3 separate regions of the Homo sapiens genome follow, and regions 2 and 3 are each linked to region 1. Evidence: chromatin loops called from intact Hi-C (ENCODE). Cell type or tissue: GM12878. All regions are shown on one strand.

Region 1 (8,000 bases):
AAGGAATTGTGTAACACAGCAGACTGGACATGTCCCCAAATTATCTTCTACCCACCAACACTCCCACCCTATTAACAGCCCCTCAACAGTGACTAATGGGTATTGGTGTATAAATAACCCAGCTCCCTCACCCTTCAATTGGAACAATTCTGAGGCATATCTTCAAAACTGATTCCCAGAGTTCCTTAGCAGATTTATGTACCAGTTACCAATAGTGGTAACTTACATGAGGACACACACTTCATCGGCTTTCTTTTCTCCTCTGACTCATTTCTCTACTCTCCTACTAGAGGTTCCTGAACTCGGCTACATTATACACTATTTGCGTTTGAACCCTTGTGTCAGAATCTGCTTCTGAGTGAACTCAAATGAAGACAGGGACAGACAAGTAAGCAGGCCATTACAAAATCACGTGTTATGTGCTCTAAGAAAGTTAAGAATGATACATTATAAAAACGCCCAATAGAGATCATGTGGGACTTTGTTTGAAAAGGGTTTTGTGAAGTAGGTGGTATTTGAGTTAACTTTTTAAACATATTAGGAGGCTATTTTGATAAGAAGAAGGTAGATGGCTCCAGGAAAGGGGATTTGCAAGTAGAAGGTCTTAGAAGCAAAATACAGTATATTATCATGATTAAGAAACTGAGAGCAATTAAGTGTGACTATGATATGGGAGTGAGCATCAGGGACAAATGAGAAGAAAGGCTAAAGTGGTAGTCAAGGGACAGATCAGAAAGACCTTGTGAGCTAAGCCAGACAGAAGTCATCTTTTGCAGGAGTAATAAAGAGGCATTGTAGAAAGTTAAGAAGAGCTGTGATATGGTCAGATTTTTGTTTCAGGAAAATTCAAATGTGATAGCAGCAGGGAGAGTAGATTTCAGGGATCAAGATAAATTCTGGGAGACCCATTAGAAGCTTATGGCAGTAATCCAGGTAAGAAATGTTGTGAATCTGAATTAAGTAAATAGTAGAGAAAATAGAAAAGAGAGGGCAGATCTCAGAAATATTCAATGGGTCAAATTAACAGTACTTTTTGAGTGATGAATATGAAGGGTAGTCGTAAAGGTGGAGCTTGAGAATGGCTTTGGGTGTGTGGCATGGGGAGGAAGCCAGCTGATCGCCATGCTGCTCTTGGAGATGGCAGTCACTCAGGGAAAAGAAAGTTCAGTAGGTCAAATGGTGACTTCCGTTTTGGCTATGTTGAGGGCCGCAAGCCTATGAAAATTCACATGGAACCAGAGGTCTGACTTAGGAGGAAAATAAGTGAGGTCCAAAGATGGAGAAGTAGAAGTCACCTTCACATAAGAAAGTGATGCTGTAAGAGTGGATGCAGTCAGCCTTAGAGAAAATGTAGCACGGACGTGCGTATATAACACCGGGAAATGCCAACACTTAAGGAGTGAACAGAGAAAAAAAGAATGCCAATAGGAGACTGAAAGATTTGCAAGAGGAGAGATGGCAACCATGTGGCAAAAGGACCACCAAAACTCATTCTTGTGCACACAGCATACAAAGGGTTTATCATAGACCTCTTCCTCATTATCCTCCAATTTAGCATCAGAATCTTCCTCAACGAGGCACACCTGGAGTGCCAAGCATTGAACTATGTCAAAGATTTGTCATGTGGACTAAATAAGATAAATATGTTGAGCATTTAGTGTAATTCTCCACAAATTGGTAAGACCCTAATAAAAGATACATACCCAAGGATAGGGGTGGATGCATATAATTGTGTCTCAGGGGATAGAGGAGGAAGCTGAGGGAATTATCTTCTGAAAGTGTTTATTTTCTCTGTAGTAGGTTTCTCAGTCCATTAAGATTGCTATAGCAAACTACCACAGATTTGGTGGCTTATAAATGACAGAAATTTACTTATCACAGTTTTGGAGGCTAGAAGTCTGAAATCAGGGTGCCAGTGTGGTTGGGTTATCCACACAGGGTACCTGTGTGGCTGGGCTATATTAAGTAATCCATTTCTTATCTGGATTACTGCCATAAGCTTCTAATGGGTCTCTCAGCATTTATCTTGATCCCTGCAATCCATTCTCCCCACTGCTGTCAAATTTGAATTTTCCTGAAACAAAAATCTGATCATATCACAGCTCTCCTTAACTTTCTACGATGCCTCTTTATTGCTCTTGCAAAAGAGGACTTCTCTTTGTCTTAGCTCACTAGGTCTTTCTGATCTGTCCGTTGCCTACCTCTTCAGTCTTTCTTCTCATATTTCCCTCATACTACACTTCTGGTTTGTGACTACTGACTCCTCATTGTAACTTCACGTGGTGGAAAGAGGGCTAGGGAGCAGTCTGGGACCTCTTTTATAAGGGCCATAGTCTCATTTTTTAGGACTAATGACCCAAATTACCTCCAAAAGGCTTCACCTTCCCACCATCATATTGTGGAGTGAGATTTTACCACAATTTCTTCTGGGGGGACACAAACATTCAGTCCTTTATGGTAGACATCCAGGCCATGTGAGAGAGGAGCAAAGGAAATGATAGGGTAGAAGGAGGAGAATATGGGAAACAGCTTCAGATAAGTATTGTAAGAAATGGGTACAGGAACTGACTGACAAAGGACCACAGAAGAACTGTGGAGAAATGCTAAGGAGCTGGGTGACGCTGGAGATCATAAATGACTGATCCTAAATTAAAAGCTATTGCTTAGAGCATAGTCTTAATTTTTTTTTCTATATGGAATATGAAGAAAAACTGTTAGGAAAAATGAATACAAAAGGTAAAATAATGCTCATTGATAAGATAATCATTATGCTTGTTGTATTATATAAATTATACAAACTTCATGGAAACTATTTGAATAGATATTATTTCTATTTATTCAGATGAAGAAGCTGAGGCTAAAGGTTTTTCATAAATCATCTAAGATCACATTTGTAGCAATTGGCGTAGCTGGGATGGAGTCCTGGGCAGACTAGAGCTAACCTTATGCTATTGGCAGACACATACTTATTATACCAAATCTTCATTTATACTGCTGGTAATGGTTTACTATCAGCCTTTGTTGTACTGGGGTGTTTTCCCCTTCATCAGTTTTGGAGTATTTGATCTACTTCTATTGAGTTTGGTTTGAATGCAAAAATTAAAATAAATGCTTTTGTCTTTGTCAGCAGAGAGGAATATTCCAAAGTGAAGGACACTTTGTTATTCACAATTATGATTCTTTCCTCTGTTCTCTCTCTCCCTTTCCCTTCCACTCTCTGTACACACACATGTGATTCTTATTATTCACAGTAGTTGTGTTCTATGAAGTCTCCACCAACACTGAGCTAATGGGCACTGAACTTTCCTAAGGGAAAGGAAAGGTCAGGTTCCTGTGAGCCTCTGGTCACATTTCAATCAATCGACCAATACATAATCATGTTTTAAAGTCATCTTTTTAAATATTATTGTTGATTCATTAACATTGAACTTGCAAGCTTATCTGGAACATGTATTTTCTCTGTAAGGCACATCCCAGCCTTTGGCACATAGGAACACTAGACAGCAATTAAGCATGACACTTAAGGGCCATTTTAAAACACCAACAAAAAAGCACAAATAAAAAAAAAGGCACTAAATGGATCACAAAAAGACCCTTGTTTACAGTCAGAGCTGAAATAAGAAGGCAGAGTGTTGCTATGTCAGCCTCAGCTGGGTATTTGCATATGGTCAGATCAAAATTTTCCCACCCCATGCATGCCTAGGAATGACCAACAATCACCTGAAATATGGATTTTGTGGTTTCAAATAAATTTTAACAAGTAGACAAATTTGCAAATACAGGATCTGTGAATAATGATTGACTCTGTGTGTGTGTGTGTGTGTGTGTGTGTGTGTGTGTGTGTGTGTGTGAGATGGAAGTAAATTTTATCCCAGACACCAGCTAGTATTTCTTACTGTGTCAGAAACTGTTCCTTGACACAAACTGAAAGGACTGTGCATTGATGGAGAGTTTTATATAAAGTCTCCTCAAGAAGGATCCTTTAAAAAACTTGGAAACTACTGAAAACAACCTCTAACATATGAATTTCTCTTAAAAAAATTATATATATATATATATATGCCTCCTTTGAAATACCTCTTTTCTGCTCATTTTTATTTCTTTGCATCTCTTCCATCAGCAACATGTCAAAATGATGTCTACATTCTGTGCACATAAAGTCAATGTGCAACATTGGACTGGAAATAACTTGAAATTATTTGCTTAAAGCATTTCTGCTTTTGCTAGAACACTAGAAACTAGTTTTTGACTTTTACTTTTTAAACAATGATTGTCAGGACATGCTAATATATATTTTTGGCCAATCTTGTGGCTTATGACACTTCTATTCCTTCAATATTTTGCCTGCTACAGTCAGACATTTCACTATCCCTGGAGAACGCAGTAGCAAATAGGAAATGAACTGTGCAGCTGAAGAGAATTTGTCAGCAGTACATTCCTTTCTCCTTAAAAAACAAAGTAGAGAATGTTGGCTATTTATGCCCAGGCCTATTGTTTTTCTAATTAATCATGTTTTGTGTAAAAATTGCAATGAATGTATTTCTGCAAGACAACTGTAGTAACCATAAATGTTTGAGGTTCTCAGTGAACTTTCTCCTCAGATACTCAGAATTACCATACTGTCCCCCAGAAGTTCTATTTTCATCTATCATTCTGCAGCCAAATTGACATCTTTTGTTACAACTTGAATACAACTATTTCTTTTCCCATCCATAGCCTAAATAATTTCATAATAACAAGATTGTACTTCCATTAGGACTTGATAGTTAAAACCTCTTTTCTATCACTCTGTCCTATAGCTAGTTTCACTGAATATGAATATTATGGTAAAGGCCACTCCAAGTATATTTTTGGAGTCCACAGTATCATTGTAAGTTATCAGCACCAGTCTGTCCCCCTCCCCAGACAATGAGATCTTATTCATTAGGAACAATTCACCCCTCTAGTGGAAGAATCTGGGTATTGCAGCTTTAGCTCCAACAAATAGCTAAGCTTCAAGGCTGTAAGAGCATCTGCAGATTTTTAGAAAATTATTATTACAAGATTCCTTCTTTTTATGCTGGTTTGTTATTAAATATAACCCAATAGAGAAATCTCTTTAAAATGTTAATTTGCTTTCTTATGTTTATACACAGGGAAATGCTTAGAGCTATAAAAAGGCTGTACTAACACTGACTAATAGATTTTTGTTTACACTCATCTCCATTTTTCCCTTGTTTAAAGTCAAATAGAAATTGATTGGAAAAATGGTTTTTGGTATACTTTACAGAGTTAAACAATAATATGGGATGGTTTTTTTCCATATGTTTTCTATAAGCAGTAAGATTATTTTAAAATCAGCACTTTCGTACCAAAGTGGAAAACCATTCAGCCAAACTGAATTACAATGGGAAAACGATGATGTTACTACTCATGAATACTGGTAGCTATTGAGAGAGTAATGTGAAAATTCTGATTTCAGTTCTGCTACTGAGATGTCCTTGTCAGTATAAACGTTGGTAGTAAAAAATGCTTTCAAGATTTACTAGTCCAGAATGTCCCAAGAGGTGAAATAAATTCTCCAAGTTCACACAGCTAGTTAGTGGCCAAGCATAAGCCCATTTCTCCCGATTCTGAAACCCATAACTCTTTCTGGCACACAATCCTCATCGTTACAGCACAAGTCTGAATCCAGAGTGAATCAATTTGAATCACGCCTTGCTATGCACCACCTTGAAGATCACGGACAGCATCTTTCACCACTGTGCACCTCCCTATTCTCATCTGTACAGTGAGGGCAAGAGAGATGCCCCCTCAGAGATGTTTCAGCGAAGATGAAAATGAGATGCAGGAAAATTACTTAGTGCAGGACAAGATGCATAATAAGCACTCGGCGTGAGTTGACAATCTCTCCTATTAGTATTATTACCACTATGAGCTTTTTTTCTCTGTTTGGGGGCATTCTAAGAAGAGAATTTCTTTTCACTCCCTGGAGTAAATGTGTATGTAAATTAAGGGAAATTTAAGTCTTTGTTTTTTATTCAATTACTCATAAGTATTTCGGTGCTATAAGAGCTTTACTAATCTTACCCTTCATTTATGCAGTGATATAAGGGTGATAACAACTTTTTTAAAAGAGACTTTTAATTTTTTTTAAAGAGCATCATATGCATTGCCTCTATTAAGCCAGATTCATAAAATAATTCTAGCATAATTTAAATACTATATTAGAAACCAAAGATTATAAAGTGCAAATGAGATTTTCTTTTTTTTTTGGCTGCTGACATCATAACAGTTTTTACAGAGCGATTATCATCTCAATGGATATGGATGTCAAGCAGTCATTATCCTCAGATCATAACGAGGTGGACCATTAGTGCCTCCTTTGGAGACCTTATGGTCTAAGATGTTAATGAGCCTTTGGGGAACCCTAAATCCTTGGATGGTTGGCAGGGTACTCTAGACCATAACAGAACCTTCTTTGCAATGACAATGGAACCTGTCAATTTCTATTAAGGAGCTTCTTAATTCCCCAATCATTAAGATAGTGGAAGGACTTATTATACTAGCCTATAATTAAGGAAGCTTTCAGCCATAAATCCCTTCTGTTAAGTCCTTCCCTCTATTCAACATGGCATAAGTAAAGGGTAAGGCTCCCACAAGAGAAACTACGGAGACAACGTTGATCTGAGGGAAATCTTGCAGGATGAAGATTCTCCCTGGTTTCCTCCTATATCCCTTCAGCCCCTATTCACTTTCTCCCAAAGACACAGCATAAGTGAGGCCTCTTAAGTTAAAACTGGAGGTCTCCAACAACTGGTCTGGCAGGCATCTCTTGTCACGATTGACATTTTGATTAGACTGTGTTCGAGTATTTATGCTAGGCATTATGACAGAGAAACACAAGTTCAAAGCACCATCGTTGCCCATAAATAATTTACAGTCTTATTAGAAAGAGTGAATGATAAAGGTGCTATGATGGCATCAGAATGAAAGGCAACAACGCAGAGAGAAACAGACAATACTAGGGTGCTTTCCCCAACGATTGCTATAAAGAGTATATGCTACAAATTAATGAGAAAATAGGTGTGGAATTAGATGCTTAATGAATGTTATATCCTTTCTTATTTAGAAGAGGATAAGTTCAATGCGAACTGCTCACCATAGACTCATTCCTTTATACCTCAGTTTCTCAATAATTAAATGACTAGGATTAATACATCCTGCTAGAAAATATTACCAGTGGCCAGGCACAGTGGCTCACACCTGTAATCCCAGCACTTTGGGAGGCCGAGGTGGGCAGATCACTTGAGGTCAGGAGTTCAAGACCAGCCTGGCCAACATGGTGAAACCCCATCTCTACTAAAAATACAAAAATCAGCCAGGCGTGGTGGTAGGTGCCTATAGTTCCAGCTACTCCAGAGGCTGTGGCATGAGAATCACTCAAACCCAGGAGGCGAAGGTTGCAGTGACCTGAGATTGTACCACTGCACTCCAGCCTGGGTGACAGAGTGAGACTCTGGCTCGAAAAAGAAAAGAAAAGAAAAAAGAAAATATTACTAAAGGACTATTTCATGTGTTGTTATTTTCTATGAAAGAAAATAATCCATAGCATGCTCAAGTGATAGGTACTATAGAAATATTCACATAGGAAAACATACAGGCTTGATTACAAGTGAGGTATACTATTTTAACTCAAAACTTATTGCTTGAAAAAAGCAGAAAGCCAACTAGGAAGAGAAATTATGTGCTGCCATAAAAATCAAAAATGAAAGAATCCAACCCATTAACCTTGGATGTACAGAAACTTGAAGTTCCCTCATTCTTTTTGATAATCCTGGATTTTTCATCTAAATTTCATTCGACCTCGAGCAGACCTGCATTTGGCTTATTACTGAAATTTCATTGCTGAAATTTTCCAATGTAAAAAGTTTTCTAATCAGAAGTTAAATTTATACAAAATCTCCACTGTATTGAAGAAATAAATGTCTGCTTCTGCATTTTGTGCTTTGGGAATATGA
Region 2 (8,000 bases), 580 kb before region 1:
CCGGCCGTAAGTAGTAATTTGAATGATTTCTACGTCAAAGATATGGCTACAGGCCAAGAAAATACAGTGGTGGGTTAACAGACACAGTCTTGGCCCTAAAAAGGTTTACAGTCTAGTGGGAGAAGTAGCCTCAAATAAGGGACTAGACAAATACATATACCATATTTATTTTTATATTAAATTATAAAAGGAAATGACTAAGAATCTGATCTCAGATTTAAAAAAAAAAAATCTGTCTCCACAAAATTGTTTATGTTGTGTGATGTCCCATTCCTTTTGCTCATCTATGTAAATATTATCCAATTTCTTTTGTTTATACATCCTATCACATTGCCCTACACTTAGTAGACATAATAAGTACACAGCATCACAAACAGCAAACCTTTTTGTGGTGCTTTTATGTGTCAGTCATTGTAAAGCTGCTCCATCTAGGCCCTGTGCTGAGGTCCTAACAGAGTAAGAGCCAACATTTGTTGGGTACTTTTTATGTCAGTGATTTTCACATAATATTTATTTAATCTTCATGACAACCTTTTGAGGTATAATTGTTTTTATAGGTTAAGTTGCTTTTCCAAGTTCCTACAACGATTGTCAAGTATCTGCATGCACATATGATCCCAGCTGGTTTTGCTCCATAATGAGTACTCAAAACCACTGTTCTAGTATTATACATAGTCTGAAAATACACTAGAACATATCAGAATGCTTTTCACATATAAAAGAAGGTATTGTTTTGTGAGTGGTTTTCAGTTACAAATGTACTTTTATAGACATAGAATAGGTATGTGTGTACAGGGTCCTAATATAAAATTCATTCCTTATTTGCACCATGAACAAAAAAGCTTAAAAAGCACTGCTACTAATCCACAGAATCTTCTAACATATTGGCGTATAGGAATACACTCTTCATACCATAAAAGTTCACTGTTCAAATGGGCTTTCAGAAGGAGGTAACGCAGCTTTAAAAGTTGACGCACTTGGCCGGGCGCGGTGGCTCACACCTGTAATTCCAGCATTTAGGGAGGCTGAGGCAGGCAGATCACCTGAGGTCAGGAGTTTGAGACCAGCCTGGTCAACATGGTGAAACCCCATCATCTCTACTAATAATACAAAATTTAGCTGGGCATTGTCACAGGCGCCTGTAATCTCAGCTACTCGGGAGGCTGAGGCAGGAAAATTGTTTGAATCTGGGAGGCAGAGGTTGTAGTGAGCCGAGATCGCGCCACTACACTTCAGCCTGGGTGACAGAGATAGACTCCGCTTTGAAAAAAAAAAAAAAAAAAAAAAAGGTTGATGCACTTTCTGTGGTTCGTGAGTTTTTGGAGTCAAAGACAACTGAGTTCTGCCCCCTCGAGCCTAGCCAAGAACGTTGGAGATTCTTGAGAAGTCTTATGTTTCCTCAATGAAAAAGGGGAATAACCAGGTTTTCTTTGCAGGGTTATTATGAAAATATACTGAAATTAAATTTCTTGACATACTACTGATTTTTTTTTCACATAATGATTTATTTTCCTTTCTTTTTTTTAAATTATACTTTAAGTTCTGGGATACATGTGCAGAACGTGCAGGTTTGTTACATAGATATACATGTGCCATTGTGGTTTGCTGCACCCATGAACCCATCATCTACCTTAGGTATTTCTCCTAATGCTATCCCTCCCCTAGCCCCCCACCCCCGACAGACCCCAGTGTATGATGTTCCCCTCCCTGTGTACATGTGTTCTTATTGTGCGGCTCCCACTTATGCGTGAGAAAATGTGGTGTTTGGTTTTCTGTTCCTGTGTTAGTTTGCTGAGAATGATGGTTTCCAGCTTCATCCATGTCCCTGCAAAGGACATGAACTCATCTTTTTTCATGGCTGCATAGGACATACCACTGATTCTTAACAAATGTTATCCTAAGTGACTTCTCTTTTTCCAACACCCCCACAAGTCATACTAATCAAAGCTCCTAAAGATTCTACAAGTCAGCTGTGTGACCACAAGCTGTTTGGCAGGTTTATCATTTCAAACCATTTGCTTAGGCTGTGATGACTGAGAAGAGGTAGTTCTATTCATTTAGGAAATAAGTAATGGAGCAACTCCTCACGGTAGCCTAGAAGACAGGATCTGCAAACATAGCCACCCAGGCGTTAGTCAAATAATAAGGCAATGAATAGGAAATACCTTGGGTAAAAGTGAAGCTGTGCTCCAGGTCTTTTCACCCCAGTAATATTTTGGAAGATAAAGTTGCTATGGCAAGTCACGTGTTGGAAGGACTCATGGGGATTCATTGAGCTCAGTGCACTTTAAAGATTGGAAGGTTGTGAAAACTCCCTCCTAGACTACAACCTCCTAAGAACTCTGGAATCTGTATTTTTCTTTTTTTTTTTTTTTTGAGACGGAGTCTCGCTCTGTCGCCCGGGCCGGACTGCGGACTGCAGTGGCGCAATCTCGGCTCACTGCAAGCTCCGCTTCCTGGGTTCACGCCATTCTCCTGCCTCAGCCTCCGGAGTAGCTGGGACTACAGGCGTCCGCCACCGCGCCCGGCTAATTTTTTGTATTTTTAGTAGAGACGGGGTTTCACCTTGTTAGCCAGGATGGTCTCGATCTCTTGACCTCATGATCCACCCGCCTCGGCCTCCCAAAGTGCTGGGATTACAGGCGTGAGCCACCGCGCCCGGCCTGGAATCTGTATTTTTCTAGTTCTGCAAGGACTCCTGCTCTGAAATAAAAAAAAAATAAAAACAAAAACAAAAACAAAACAGATGCTCTCTGCAGCTGGTTTCACCTATCAGCTCTTTAATCTATCCTAGAATAGAGCTCTGCTTCCGTAATAGCGATGTGTTCAATGTGGGAAGATGTGCAAGATGCTGGCCTGACAGCCTTAAATTGCAGAGGAAATTCCAGATACCAATTATCTTTCTCTACTTCAATAAATTTTCTCTCTTTCTTGCCCCTGCTCCAAGTTCCTATCCCTCTTTCCTTTACCCCGCCTCCCACCACCTTTGTGGTTCAAGTCATGGATAGAGATGCATTTTCAACTACTTAGTTTCGATCAATCCCCAGCTTTCTTTAGATATCGAAAGACTCTTTCCATGTTGTTTTCTTTAACAACATTTGCTTTTATTTGACTCAATGTTCCAATAATTGGGAAATGGAATCTTCTCTGAGAAGGTGTAAGTGAACGGGACCTAATAGTTCCAATTCAGCTAGAGCTGTAGGAAATGCATGAGGGTTACAACCCTTGTCAGAGTGAGACACTTGCTTTTATGAAGAGCATAAATTTAAACAATTGCACCTAAATACAGTCATCCTCACCCCTGCACCCATGAACAGTAATTGTGAATGGTGACCTTTAAAGGAAAAAAAAAGGAAGATTCTTAGCTATGGAGTTGACTAGGTTGTAATTTAATTTTTGGACTAATTTTTCAGCTTTTGTGTGTGTGCATATATATATGTAAATATATAAATTATATATAAATACATAATATTATATAAATTATACACATGCTCTATTTTTCTTCCTAGTTTACTGTTAAAATTTACCATTATTAACTTTCAATCTAAACTCATTTTTATGTCATCTCTGCTTGTTGATGCCCAGGTTAAGAAAACAAACATTTACCTTCAGCCATAGGCACCCACAGAAGCAAATACCAACTAAAACATGACCAAAAGTCAATTGAAGGAGAAACAGAACAGACTGGAATTCCTTGTGGTCCCTTCCTGGTTTCTTTCAGGGCTCCAGGCAAGCGAGCATGTGCTAATTTGCAGGGTTGACTAAATGGCACGCCTAGACCCCAAATTTGCATCTCTGCTTGGGTTCAAAAGTTGGTCTCTGAACAAGTTTCTCTGTTATTTCCCACTCCTAAGTTAAACCCCTTTGGGAATGCTACTCACCAGGGTACAGCTTAGTTCAGAGAAGCAATCATTGGCTGGGCCCCATCTTCCTCTAATATGGGGTACAGCCAGCTGGTGCTGATGTGATGCAATAAGTTAGGAGAGACAAAGGGATGGAGAAGAAAAGGAGATGATTTCCGATGCAAGAGTACAGAAGCCTTCGAGAGCAGTGGCATGCCCCACCCTGTTCTTTTTCCAAGGAAAGAAACTACTAAAGAACAGCCACAGTCTTTCATCCTCCTTCCACCTCCCCAGGTACACATGAAGAGGGGAAAGAGGGTTAAAAAGAAGCTGAACAGGTTTATCTAAACTACAAGTTTCTCTGTGACTCAATTTCCTTACTCATGTAATGGGAATCAGTTACTTGCCTGGTCTAATTCACTACATTGTTAGCAAGGTTATAATGGCATTTCGAGATCATTTAAGGTTCAGGAACGAAAAGTAAATTCCACCCCGCATACTGCGGAGAGAAGTCTTCTGAAGCAGAACTGAAAGTCCTTGGGAAAGAATGTCAGAATGAGCGCACACTCACTGCGGTGCGGCTAGGTGGTCCATGGGGCTCCCTTAGTTCTTCTGATCTAGCTCAACCCTACCATTTCATTGATGAGGAAATTAAAACCCAGAGAACAAAAATAAACTGTTAAGTCGTGTTGGACTATCCAAGTGAAGTGTTTTTGCAAAGGTAAGGCCACTATACATTTATGCCAGTAATAAAGTTTTTATCAGTTTGCTATTTCTGTCTTTGCTGGGGAGAACATTGATCTAAGTAAACACTTTGGTGACTATATCAATGTAGTTGCAAGTGGCAGAAAGTTAACCCTAGCAAGCTATTGGCTAGAGGGATCATTTACCAACTTTCACAATTAGTACAGAGTTGAACAGTCAGACAAGGGCGGGATCCTGCAGAATCTCACGAACAAACGGAATCAGGGGTTTGAAAGCTATAGACCCTCCCTCCAGGTCTCAAAGCTCCATCTGTCTGCCTTTCAACTGTATTCTTACTATTAATTTTTTCACTGTATGTTCTATTTCTGTGGAGGCATATGGAAAACAGGATTCACATTTTTTGGCTTTGACCACAAGAGGGAGACTGTATCACCCTCTCTGTGCTCTGAAATTTAAAATATCTCAGGAAAGTGCAGGGATTGGTCCAGACTGTGGGAGGGGTGAGGCTCTGTAAAAACATGGCCGTCCCAGTTACTGGTATATGGATAGAGTAGAGAAGGAGCTGGTCCCAGTAAAAGAATTTTCCTGTGCAGAAAACAAATGTGATGAAATTATTTAAAATACACATTTAATCACATAAATACAACTGCAGATCTACCGTATGCCACTGAGTTTTCTCCTATATCATGAATTAAGAGAGATCAATTTGATATTACCACCATCAATCTCAGCTTCCAAGTTGTGTTGAGACTGTTTTTTTTATATATGATAGATCTTCTCAATCCAAGCAAACTACCTCCGCTGGTGTTCAAATGAAGAACAGAGAATATACTGGAGCGAAAGGGGCCTACTATGATGAAAATATTGTGTGGGTTCTGCCTATGATGGCTTTTACTTTTTTCAAGGGTCATTTGACTTGACATGACCATTACCAAAGGCTCCAACTCGAATCCCCAAGCACGATGAGACTACTTTGACCATGCCCACCACAGTGAACTTTACAAAGCTGTTCCAGGGTAGGCACCTTTATCTTCTTTATTATCGTTGGGGTATCACAGACAGCATTGTATTTTTCTCCTTGGCTTGACAAACTGGTAAGTCAACTTGTATGTTTCAGTACTCTTAGTTATTAAACAAACCAACTAACCAAATGCTAAATGGAAAGATTAAAACCCACCCAAGTTTCCCGGGTGCATACAAGAGCAACATTGAGGTGACAAAAACTAAAAAGGCCCAAAGGTTCTCTGAAGACCGTTTTTATCTTCTAGCCAGGTGTTACTGCGATTAGAAACACAAGCCATCATGATTGTTAGAAAAGTATTTTGACCACCTCTAAAGTATAAGACTTTTAAATCAGTAAGTCGTTGTTATGTTCCTGGAGAGAGGAGGCCTTCCAAATAAAATAAAACATCTCAGAAATTAATTATATTTTTCTTCTAGTAAATAACCTTTTTTGCCTACAGATATGGCTGAATGCAAATGAAGGTGGTGTTTTCATATTCATAATGGATTTTAGGTTTAACTGTAATACAGATTTAACTAGGCCAAGGACTACAGAAGGGGGATAATATTTATTGTATATTTTTGCCAGAGATCTTGTTTTATTCACTATCAAAAGTGGAACAATGTACCATAACATTAAAAGAAAGCAAAACATTCCCATTGTGTGAAACTAGACGCTCCTTTCAATAAGGAGATAAAAAACCTAACACTTTCTACAAATACTGCTCATTGAGAAGTGAACATTTAGATGGCACCTTCATGTACCAGACAGGATACTTACAGGATTTTTTTGAAAATTCTCATAGCAATCCTGTGTGGTAGATTTTGTCTACATCTTAGAGATCTGAAAACTGCAGGGTGCGGTGGCTCACGCCTGTAATCCCAGCACTTTGGGAGGCTGAGGTGGGCGGATCACGAGGTCAGGAGATAGAGACCATCCTGGCTAACACAGCGAAACCCCGTCTCTACTAAAAATACAAAAAAATTAGCTGGGCATGGTGGTGGGCGCCTGTAGTCCCAGCTACTCCGGAGGCTGAGGCAGGAGAATGGCGTGAACCTGGGAGGCCGAGCTTGCAGTGAGCGGAGATTGTGCCACTGCACTCCAGCCTGGGTGACAGAGGGAGACTCTGTCTCAAAAAAAAAAAAAAAAAAAAAAAAAAGAGAGATGAAAACTGTGATTTTACATTATTTGGCAAGTTCAAGGTCACACTGATAGCAATTGGCAATTGGCACAGCCCACTGCACCACACTGCTTCTGCTTTGTTTTGACAAAGCTGATTCAGGAATGAATGAAACATGTTCAGCCCTAGCAAATGCTATAGGCCATTCACATCATGTCTTCACACTTCCAATAGAGATTATTGTAGTTGGGATTTTTTAAAAAAATCCCTTTCAACTTCACATATTTATGAATGTGCCAATGAACACTTTAAGCATGTATCTATCAATATCAAATGTGGTTTTTAACAGAAACCTTGAAAAAATTGCAGAATTATCCTCTGAAATATTGCTGCTATTATTTTTTAAAATTGCAAGATAATGTTCTGCCATTTCAGACCATTTATCTCTGTTAACAAGACACTTTTTTAGTTGGATAGATAATATACACCCATCTGGTGTGCAGTTTCTTCATTTACTCTGGTAATAATAACTAAAGGCATTTTTCCATTGCTTTGTCGTTGTCCGAGCCAATCTTTTGCCTGTCCTGCTGTTGATATGAGATGCAAAAAGGGAGAAGAAATTGGGACCTGGTTATAATACACAGACATGCCATTTAGAATGTCATTTCAGTGTTGAGGAAGGGAACAGTGCCTAAGTGTTAATGGAAGCAGAACCTTATATAAAACATCTCCAACCATTCAGAAAAGACATAGGGAAATGCCACAAAGCATTTTTATGTTATCTACTTTTCATAGACACACCCCATTCTCTTCTCTTCTATTTCATGAAATTCTCCAATACAAGGTCCACACATTTGCAAATTTGTGGGTAGTTTGTAATTCAGAGGTTTTTTGTTTTTTGCTTTTTTTTTTTTTTTGGCTTGCGTTATGAAGACAGATAAAAGAATTACAAATAATTCGACCAACTTTTCATTTGGTTTAAGCTTTGTTTACAACACAATGAGAAGTAAAGCATGGAGATGATTTTCTGGATAATTCGAGGTAAAGGAAAATAATTTGCTTTAACTTCCTTGATGATCAGTAAAGACTGTTCTTCAGTATCTGCGTAGTTAATTCATTTCTCTCTTTTCCTGTCTGCAGTCACAGAGTTGGCATGTTGGCATACATTTTGCTTGGGAATTCTAGAAGGGATTTTTAAAATAAAGTGTAAATTGGCCGGGCTTGGTGGCTCAGGCCTGTAATCCTAGCACTTTGGGAGGTCGAGGCGGGTGGATCACGAGGTCAGGAGTTCGAGACCAGCCTGGCCAACATAGTGAAACCCCGTCTCTAC
Region 3 (8,000 bases), 480 kb before region 1:
AGCAGTGGTTTGTAGTTCTCCTTGAAGAGGTCCTTCACATCCCTTATAAGTTGGATTCCTAGGTATTTTATTCTCTTTGAAGCAATTGTGAATGGGAATTCACCCATGATTTGGCTCTCTGTTTGTCTGTTGTTGGTGTATAAGAATGCTTGTGATTTTTGTACACTGATTTTGTATCCTGAGACTTTGCTGAAGTTGCTTATCAGCTTAAGGAGATTTTGCGCTGAGACCATGGGGTTTTCTAGATACACAATCATGTCGTCTGCAAACAGGGACAATTTGACTTCCTCTTTTCCTAATTGAATACCTTTTATTTCGTTCTCCTGCCTGATTGCCCTGGCCAGAACTTCCAACACTATGTTGAATAGGAGTGGTGAGAGAGGGCATCCCTGTCTTGTGCCAGTTTTCAAAGGGAATGCTTCCAGTTTTTGCCCATTCAGTATGATATTGGCTGTGGGTTTGTCATAGATAGCTCTTATTATTTTGAAATATGTCCCATCAATACCTAATTTATTGAGAGTTTTTAGCATGAAGGGTTGTTGAATTTTGTCAAAGGCTTTTTCTGCATCTATTGAGATAATCGTGTGGTTTTTGTCTTTGGCTCTGTTTATATGCTGGATTACATTTATTGATTTGCGTATATTGAACCAGCCTTGCATCCCAGGGATGAAGCCCACTTGATCATGGTGGATAAGCTTTTTGATGTGCTGCTGGATTCGGTTTGCCAGTATTTTATTGAGGATTTTTGCATCAATGTTCATCAAGGATATTGGTCTAAAATTCTCTTTTTTGCTTGTGTCTCTGCCCGGCTTTGGTATCAGAATGATGCTGGCCTCATAAAATGAGTTAGGGAGGATTCCCTCTTTTTCTATTGATTGGAATAGTTTCAGAAGGAATGGTACCAGTTCCTCCTTGTACCTCTGGTAGAATTCGGCTGTGAATCCATCTGGTCCTGGACTCTTTTTGGTTGGTAAACTATTGATTATTGCCACAATTTCAGAGCCTGTTATTGGTCTATTCAGAGATTCAACTTCTTCCTGGTTTAGTCTTGGGAGAGTGTATGTGTCGAGGAATGTATCCATTTCTTCTAGATTTTCTAGTTTATTTGCATAGAGGTGTTTGTAGTATTCTCTGATGGTAGTTTGTATTTCTGTGGGATCGGTGGTGATATCCCCTTTATCATTTTTTATTGTGTCTATTTGATTCTTCTCTCTTTTTTTCTTTATTAGTCTTGCTAGTGGTCTATCAATTTTGTTGATCCTTTCAAAAAACCAGCTCCTGGATTCATTGATTTTTTGAAGGGTTTTTTGTGTCTCTATTTCCTTCAGTTCTGCTCTGATTTTAGTTATTTCTTGCCTTCTGCTAGCTTTTGAATGTGTTTGCTCTTGCTTTTCTAGTTCTTTTAATTGTGATGTTAGGGTGTCAATTTTGGATCTTTCCTGCTTTCTCTTGTAGGCATTTAGTGCTATAAATTTCCCTCTACACACTGCTTTGAATGCGTCCCAGAGATTCTGGTATGTGGTGTCTTTGTTCTCGTTGGTTTCAAAGAACATCTTTATTTCTGCCTTCATTTCGTTATGTACCCAGTAGTCATTCAGGAGCAGGTTGTTCAGTTTCCATGTAGTTGAGCGGCTTTGAGTGAGATTCTTAATCCTGAGTTCTAGTTTGATTGCACTGTGGTCTGAGAGATAGTTTGTTATAATTTCTGTTCTTTTACATTTGCTGAGGAGAGCTTTACTTCCAACTATGTGGTCAATTTTGGAATAGGTGTGGTGTGGTGCTGAAAAAAATGTATATTCTGTTGATTTGGGGTGGAGAGTTCTGTAGATGTCTATTAGGTCTGCTTGGTGCAGAGCTGAGTTCAATTCCTGGGTATCCTTGTTGACTTTCTGTCTCGTTGATCTGTCTAATGTTGACAGTGGGGTGTTAAAGTCTCCCATTATTAATGTGTGGGAGTCTAAGTCTCTTTGTAGGTCACTGAGGACTTGCTTTATGAATCTGGGTGCTCCTGTATTGGGTGCATAAATATTTAGGATAGTTAACTCCTCTTGTTGAATTGATCCCTTTACCATTATGTAATGGCCTTCTTTGTCTCTTTTGATCTTTGTTGGTTTAAAGTCTGTTTTATCAGAGACTAGGATTGCAACCCCTGCCTTTTTTTGTTTTCCATTGGCTTGGTAGATCTTCCTCCATCCTTTTATTTTGAGCCTATGTGTGTCTCTGCACGTGAGATGGGTTTCCTGAATACAGCACACTGATGGGTCTTGACTCTTTATCCAACTTGCCAGTCTGTGTCTTTTAATTGCAGAATTTAGTCCATTTATATTTAAAGTTAATATTGTTATGTGTGAATTTGATCCTGTCATTATGATGTTAGCTGGTGATTTTGCTCATTAGTTGATGCAGTTTCTTCCTAGTCTCGATGGTCTTTACATTTTGGCATGATTTTGCAGCGGCTGGTACCGGTTGTTCCTTTCCATGTTTAGCGCTTCCTTCAGGAGCTCTTTTAGGGCAGGCCTGGTGGTGACAAAATCTCTCAGCATTTGCTTGTCTATAAAGTATTTTATTTCTCCTTCACTTATGAAGCTTAGTTTGGCTGGATATGAAATTCTGGGTTGAAAATTCTTTTCTTTAAGAATGTTGAATATTGGCCCCCACTCTCTTCTGGCTTGTAGGGTTTCTGCCGAGAGATCCGCTGTTAGTCTGATGGGCTTTCCTTTGAGGGTAACCCGACCTTTCTCTCTGGCTGCCCTTAACATTTTTTCCTTCATTTCAACTTTGGTGAATCTGACAATTATGTGTCTTGGAGTTGCTCTTCTCGAGGAGTATCTTTGTGGCGTTCTCTGTATTTCCTGAATCTGAACGTTGGCCTGCCTTGCTAGATTGGGGAAGTTCTCCTGGATAATATCCTGCAGAGTGTTTTCCAACTTGGTTCCATTCTCCACATCACTTTCAGGTACACCAATCAGACGTAGATTTGGTCTTTTCACATAGTCCCATATTTCTTGGAGGCTTTGCTCATTTCTTTTTATTCTTTTTTCTCTAAACTTCCCTTCTCGCTTCATTTCATTCATTTCATCTTCCATTGCTGATACCCTTTCTTCCAGTTGATCGCATCGGCTCCTGAGGCTTCTGCATTCTTCACGTAGTTCTCGAGCCTTGGTTTTCAGCTCCATCAGCTCCTTTAAGCACTTCTCTGTATTGGTTATTCTAGTTATACATTCTTCTAAATTTTTTTCAAAGTTTTCAACTTCTTTGCCTTTGGTTTGAATGTCCTCCTGTAGCTCAGAGTAATTTGATCGTCTGAAGCCTTCTTCTCTCAGCTCGTCAAAATCATTCTCCATCCAGCTTTGTTCTGTTGCTGGTGAGGAACTGTGTTCCTTTGGAGGAGGAGAGGCGCTCTGCGTTTTAGAGTTTCCAGTTTTTCTGTTCTGTTTTTTCCCCATCTTTGTGGTTTTATCTACTTTTGGTCTTTGATGATGGTGATGTACAGATGGGTTTTCGGTGTAGATGTCCTTTCTGGTTGTTAGTTTTCCTTCTAACAGACAGGACCCTCAGCTGCAGGTCTGTTGGAATACCCTGCCGTGTGAGGTGTCAGTGTGCCCCTGCTGGGGGGTGCCTCCCAGTTAGGCTGCTTGGGGGTCAGGGGTCAGGGACCCACTTGAGGAGGCAGTCTGCCCGTTCTCAGATCTCCAGCTGCGTGCTGGGAGAACCACTGCTCTCTTCAAAGCTGTCAGACAGGGACACTTAAGTCTGCAGGGGTTACTGCTGTCTTTTTGTTTGTCTGTGCCCTGCCCCCAGAGGTGGAGCCTACAGAGGCAGGCAGGCCTCCTTGAGCTGTGGTGGGCTCCACCCAGTTCGAGCTTCCCGGCTGCTTTGTTTACCTAAGCAAGCCTGGGCAATGGCGGGCGCCCCTCCCCCAGCCTCGTTGCCGCCTTGCAGTTTGATCTCAGACTGCTGTGCTAGCAATCAGCGAGATTCCGTGGGCGTAGGACCCTCTGAGCCAGGTGTGGGATATAGTCTCGTAGTGCCCCGTTTCTTAAGCCGGTCTGAAAAGCGCAATATTCGGGTGGGAGTGACCCGATTTTCCAGGTGCGTCCGTCACCCCTTTCTTTGACTCAGAAAGGGAACTCCCTGACCCCTTGCGCTTCCCAGGTGAGGCAATGCCTCGCCCTGCTTCGGCTCGCGCACGGTGCGCACACACACTGGCCTGCGCCCACTGTCTGGCACTCCCTAGTGAGATGAACCCGGGTACCTCAGATGGAAATGCAGAAATCACCTGTCTTCTGCGTGGCTCACGCTGGGAGCTGTAGACCGGAGCTGTTCCTATTCGGCCATCTTGGCTCCTCCTCCCTCTGTTGACAGGTTTAATATAGGGCTGTGCAGTTTGACCTACAAGCCAGTAGATGGCAGTTATGGGTAAGAGCCAGCTGTAGCCAACATGGCTGGGTATATACTTGATCCTTGTTTCCTGGGAGAAGCTCTCTGTTGTCTCAGGCAAGAGCTGATTTATGAAGTTCAATGGTCTGTACTCCCTGTTCAGCCCTGAGGAGGTGGTCAAAAAGGGTGGGGCCAGACCTGACAAGTCCAACTACAGGTCCTCTGACAGCAGACACAAGCGCCTGTGCCAAGGAAGAATCCAGTGGGCAACCACTAAGCACCCAGAGGTGTGCTTAGGTGTGGAGCTGGGAAACCTCCTGGGCCCCAAGTTCTCTGCACAGGGATGGGGAGATGGCCTAAACTAATTCAGGAGAGTGAGAGCTCCAGATTCCTGGAGACCTGCCTGGATGTGGAGTGGACAGAACACATCCCTGCAGGAGGATCTCTGCACAGGAAGGGTGGCAGCCCCTGTTCTTAGAATCAAATATTTTCCCAAGGAACCCCAATTTCATTAGTCAGAGAGTGGTACTACAAACCACACTCTCAGTTCCAGATGAACTCCTTGCTTCTGGGGTTTCATTGCTTTCAGACTGACTCAGCTGACAGAGCAAGGATATATGTATTTGTGTATACTAACCTGTGTGTATACAAATATCTATAAATATTTCTATGTGTAACCATCTGTATTTATATTGAGCTAGATATAAATTCATACAGATGTCTATGACTAATCCTTTACAACATAGATCATTCTAGACTGTTTCACTTGCTTATCTATAACCTACACTCCTACAGTGAGAAAGCTGGCTTCCACCATCTGCCATTCATTTACTTAATTGTTCAATCACAGTATACATGTAAAGCAGTATCAGAGCTGTTAACCCATATCCCTGTGGGAAACAGCTTCATCAACTAGAGTCCAGTGCTTATGTATAATTTGTTTTGCCTTTAGACTCCCAGACTTCACTCATTTCCAAAGTTACTTAGATTAGCACCTTTCCTTCAAACCCTTCAGGGAAGTTGTTTCATACATTTGTAATATAATTAGATTATATTTTGTCACATTCTCTAGTCCATCCTAGGATCCTGTGGTCTCCTAATTTTTTTGCGTACATGAAGGTTTACTCATTGTCATATAAGCAGCATGGAGTATTTTGGTCACTGTTTTGTTGGTTATTGGCTGTACTTCAGTGATTCCTCATTAAATAAAATCATGTGATTTTATATTGTGCAAATGAACGATATATATGTAGTTTTCCAGAATACATTTATAGAACGTCTTTCCCTGTGGAAAATCACCAGACCTTCGATATATATGTCATTCATTTTCTTCAATTTTGCTGCCATACGGTTTTATTGTCAAAGTTCTCGATCGCATGTAACAGAACAGTAGTTGTAAGCAAGTGACTACTCAATAAAAGTTTGGAGAAAAAAAGAAAAAAAAAGTTTAGAAACAGAGACTTTATTTCTTCTTTGTTTTTGTTTTTAATTAAAAAAATCTACATATTTAGTACATTATCCCCCAGGTACTAACCATTGAGATCTGACAATTATCCCAATTTTGCCTAAAATTTGCTTATCTATTCCTTTCCTCTCAAAAATGTGTTTCTTACATATTTTGAAGAAAGTATTAGATAAGTCCTCATCACATCTACCAGATTAAAAACATCATAGTTATATGATATTTATCTATATTTTAAGATATTGATATCTTAATATCACAGTTAGTTATATAATAGTACCTAGTCAAATTCCTCTGATTGTCTAAAAAATTATTTTTCCACTTGGTTTGTATGAATTATGGAACAAATAAGGTACCATTACATTTGTATGTCACAACTCTTTATTTTTTTAATGAAGTGAATATTCTTCCCATTTTGATTTCCATGCTGAGGACTTAATGCAGAGACTGATAAGTTGTTATGCAGAGTGCAACACATAATGCATTTATCTGTTTGCTTATTTTTGTGTCATTTAACTTGTTCCTTTTATTTTCTGGGTAGTCATACATGGAAGTTAGCTCTTGATTATATTTGGATTTTACTTTTTGACAGATTAATTCATGGTTGATGTGCTGTGCCTCATATTGAATTTCACTAGGAGACTAACGATGTCTGATTTTCCTTACTTTTAATGATGCAAAGATTGACCCATGGTTCAAATAATAGCAATTTGATCACCACAATGTATTCTCCATTAAACTTTCATCTAATGGTTTCATCCATTGATGATTATTGTCTGAATCAACTACTTAACTGGATAGCACAAAATGGTGATTTTCTAATTTTGTCATTATTCCCACATTTAGTAAATGAAATTCCTATTTAAAGAACAATTTTCCCACCTCATCTATGACTACTTGGTTATCTTTCAGTACATATTCTACAGAAAACGAAGTATAAAGAGTTTGTACTAAACTCTTTTCTTTTAATTTCCGATATTCAGAGAAAGGAATTGGTGTCCTAATTTCTTTATGACATTTATTGAGATGTATGCTGTACCTCTCTACAGGTATATAGGTATGTATTTTCATTAAATTGTTTTACTACTCTTTTTATTTCAATTTAAAATTATTGTAAAGAAATGAGGATTTTTAAAATACATTTCAATCATTTCCATAGATTTTTCTTTTTGATGCACAAAATAAAGATACTTCCTAATTTTGGTCCTTGGGTTATTTTGATAACTCATGAGTCTTTGTTAGCTTCCTTGTTTTGGGTACAAAAAAAAAATAGCCAGCCTTATCTTTCAAGGACTCACGATTCCTTTGAAGAATAATATTCAGGGACACAATGAAGTGATGGTTAGGCTCACTGCTTTGGGGCTATAAAATACATACTTATTTAATAGCAAATATGATTATATACTGATATTTTCAATTCAGATTTACTAATACAATTTTTTTACTTCCTTAAGTAAATTATTTTCTCTTTTTATTACTCTGAAAGCTTGATTTCTAGTAACGTTAGCAAAATTATTTACTTGCATTGTCCTGTAACACATGTAAAATAATTCTAAAATAATAGCATCAATAATGCTATGAACATATTAGATTACTACACAAATTTTAAGACTTCCTTTCAGGTTTTACTGTCCTTTAAATATTGCCTACAGAGGATATAGAGTCAAAATACTGTACTATACTGTGTTTTTAAGTAATTTTAATTCAGATTTTTGATTATGTCATCAACTCGATACACGGATACATTCACTTCAATTTGTTTACAATTCCTAGTGATTGCCGTTTAAATTTAATTTCATTTTGGAGTACGTAAACACATCAATGTAAAATAGAAGTGTATAGTAATATACCTCTGAAATAGAGACCATATTCAGAAAAGTTTGATTTATCTTGTAAAAATATCTGATTCCCTGTTTTTAGTTTCTCCTATGATAACCACTTTACTTGTTCTTTATTTTTGCTACCCCTTTCTCTTTGCAAAAAAAGAGCAAATGCATATTTCATCCCTTTTATTACACAAAAGAATCACAATATATATCATATTCTAGACCTTATTTACTGTACTGCACAAATATCTTGAAGATTACTCCATATCAGTGTATACAGATCTTTTGCTAATTACGTTTCATTGTATGATATGCTTTGCTCAGCTTCCTAT

Evidence for each region. Peaks named below come from ENCODE experiments on the same cell type or tissue, not always from the same donor. Only the 100,000 strongest peaks of a DNase experiment are listed, where the experiment ranks them.
Region 2: a loop joins it to region 1, with 2.1 times the contacts of the local background. A loop is called at or near these places in 4 of 110 quality-filtered maps.
Region 3: a loop joins it to region 1, with 3 times the contacts of the local background. A loop is called at or near these places in 7 of 110 quality-filtered maps.

Annotation. Positions count from the first base shown.
Region 1 is chr4:23,132,923-23,140,922 of GRCh38, reverse strand. All of the region lies in intron 12 of LOC105374524 (a long non-coding RNA gene), which reads right to left. Among named protein-coding and RNA genes, the nearest start is that of ADGRA3, 620 kb to the right of the region's middle. In GM12878, a CTCF peak has its summit at 4,946; no DNase peak of the experiment used is centred here.
Region 2 is chr4:23,714,724-23,722,723 of GRCh38, reverse strand. LOC105374528 (a long non-coding RNA gene) reads right to left here and starts at 4,050. Exons shown (of 3, transcript XR_925477.3): 1 at 3,882-4,050. In GM12878, a CTCF peak has its summit at 4,963 (motif pointing right); no DNase peak of the experiment used is centred here.
Region 3 is chr4:23,611,125-23,619,124 of GRCh38, reverse strand. No RefSeq gene overlaps it. Among named protein-coding and RNA genes, the nearest start is that of PPARGC1A-AS1, 150 kb to the left of the region's middle. RefSeq lists an enhancer at 3,493-4,053. In GM12878, no CTCF peak of the experiment used is centred here; a DNase peak (open chromatin) is centred at 4,479.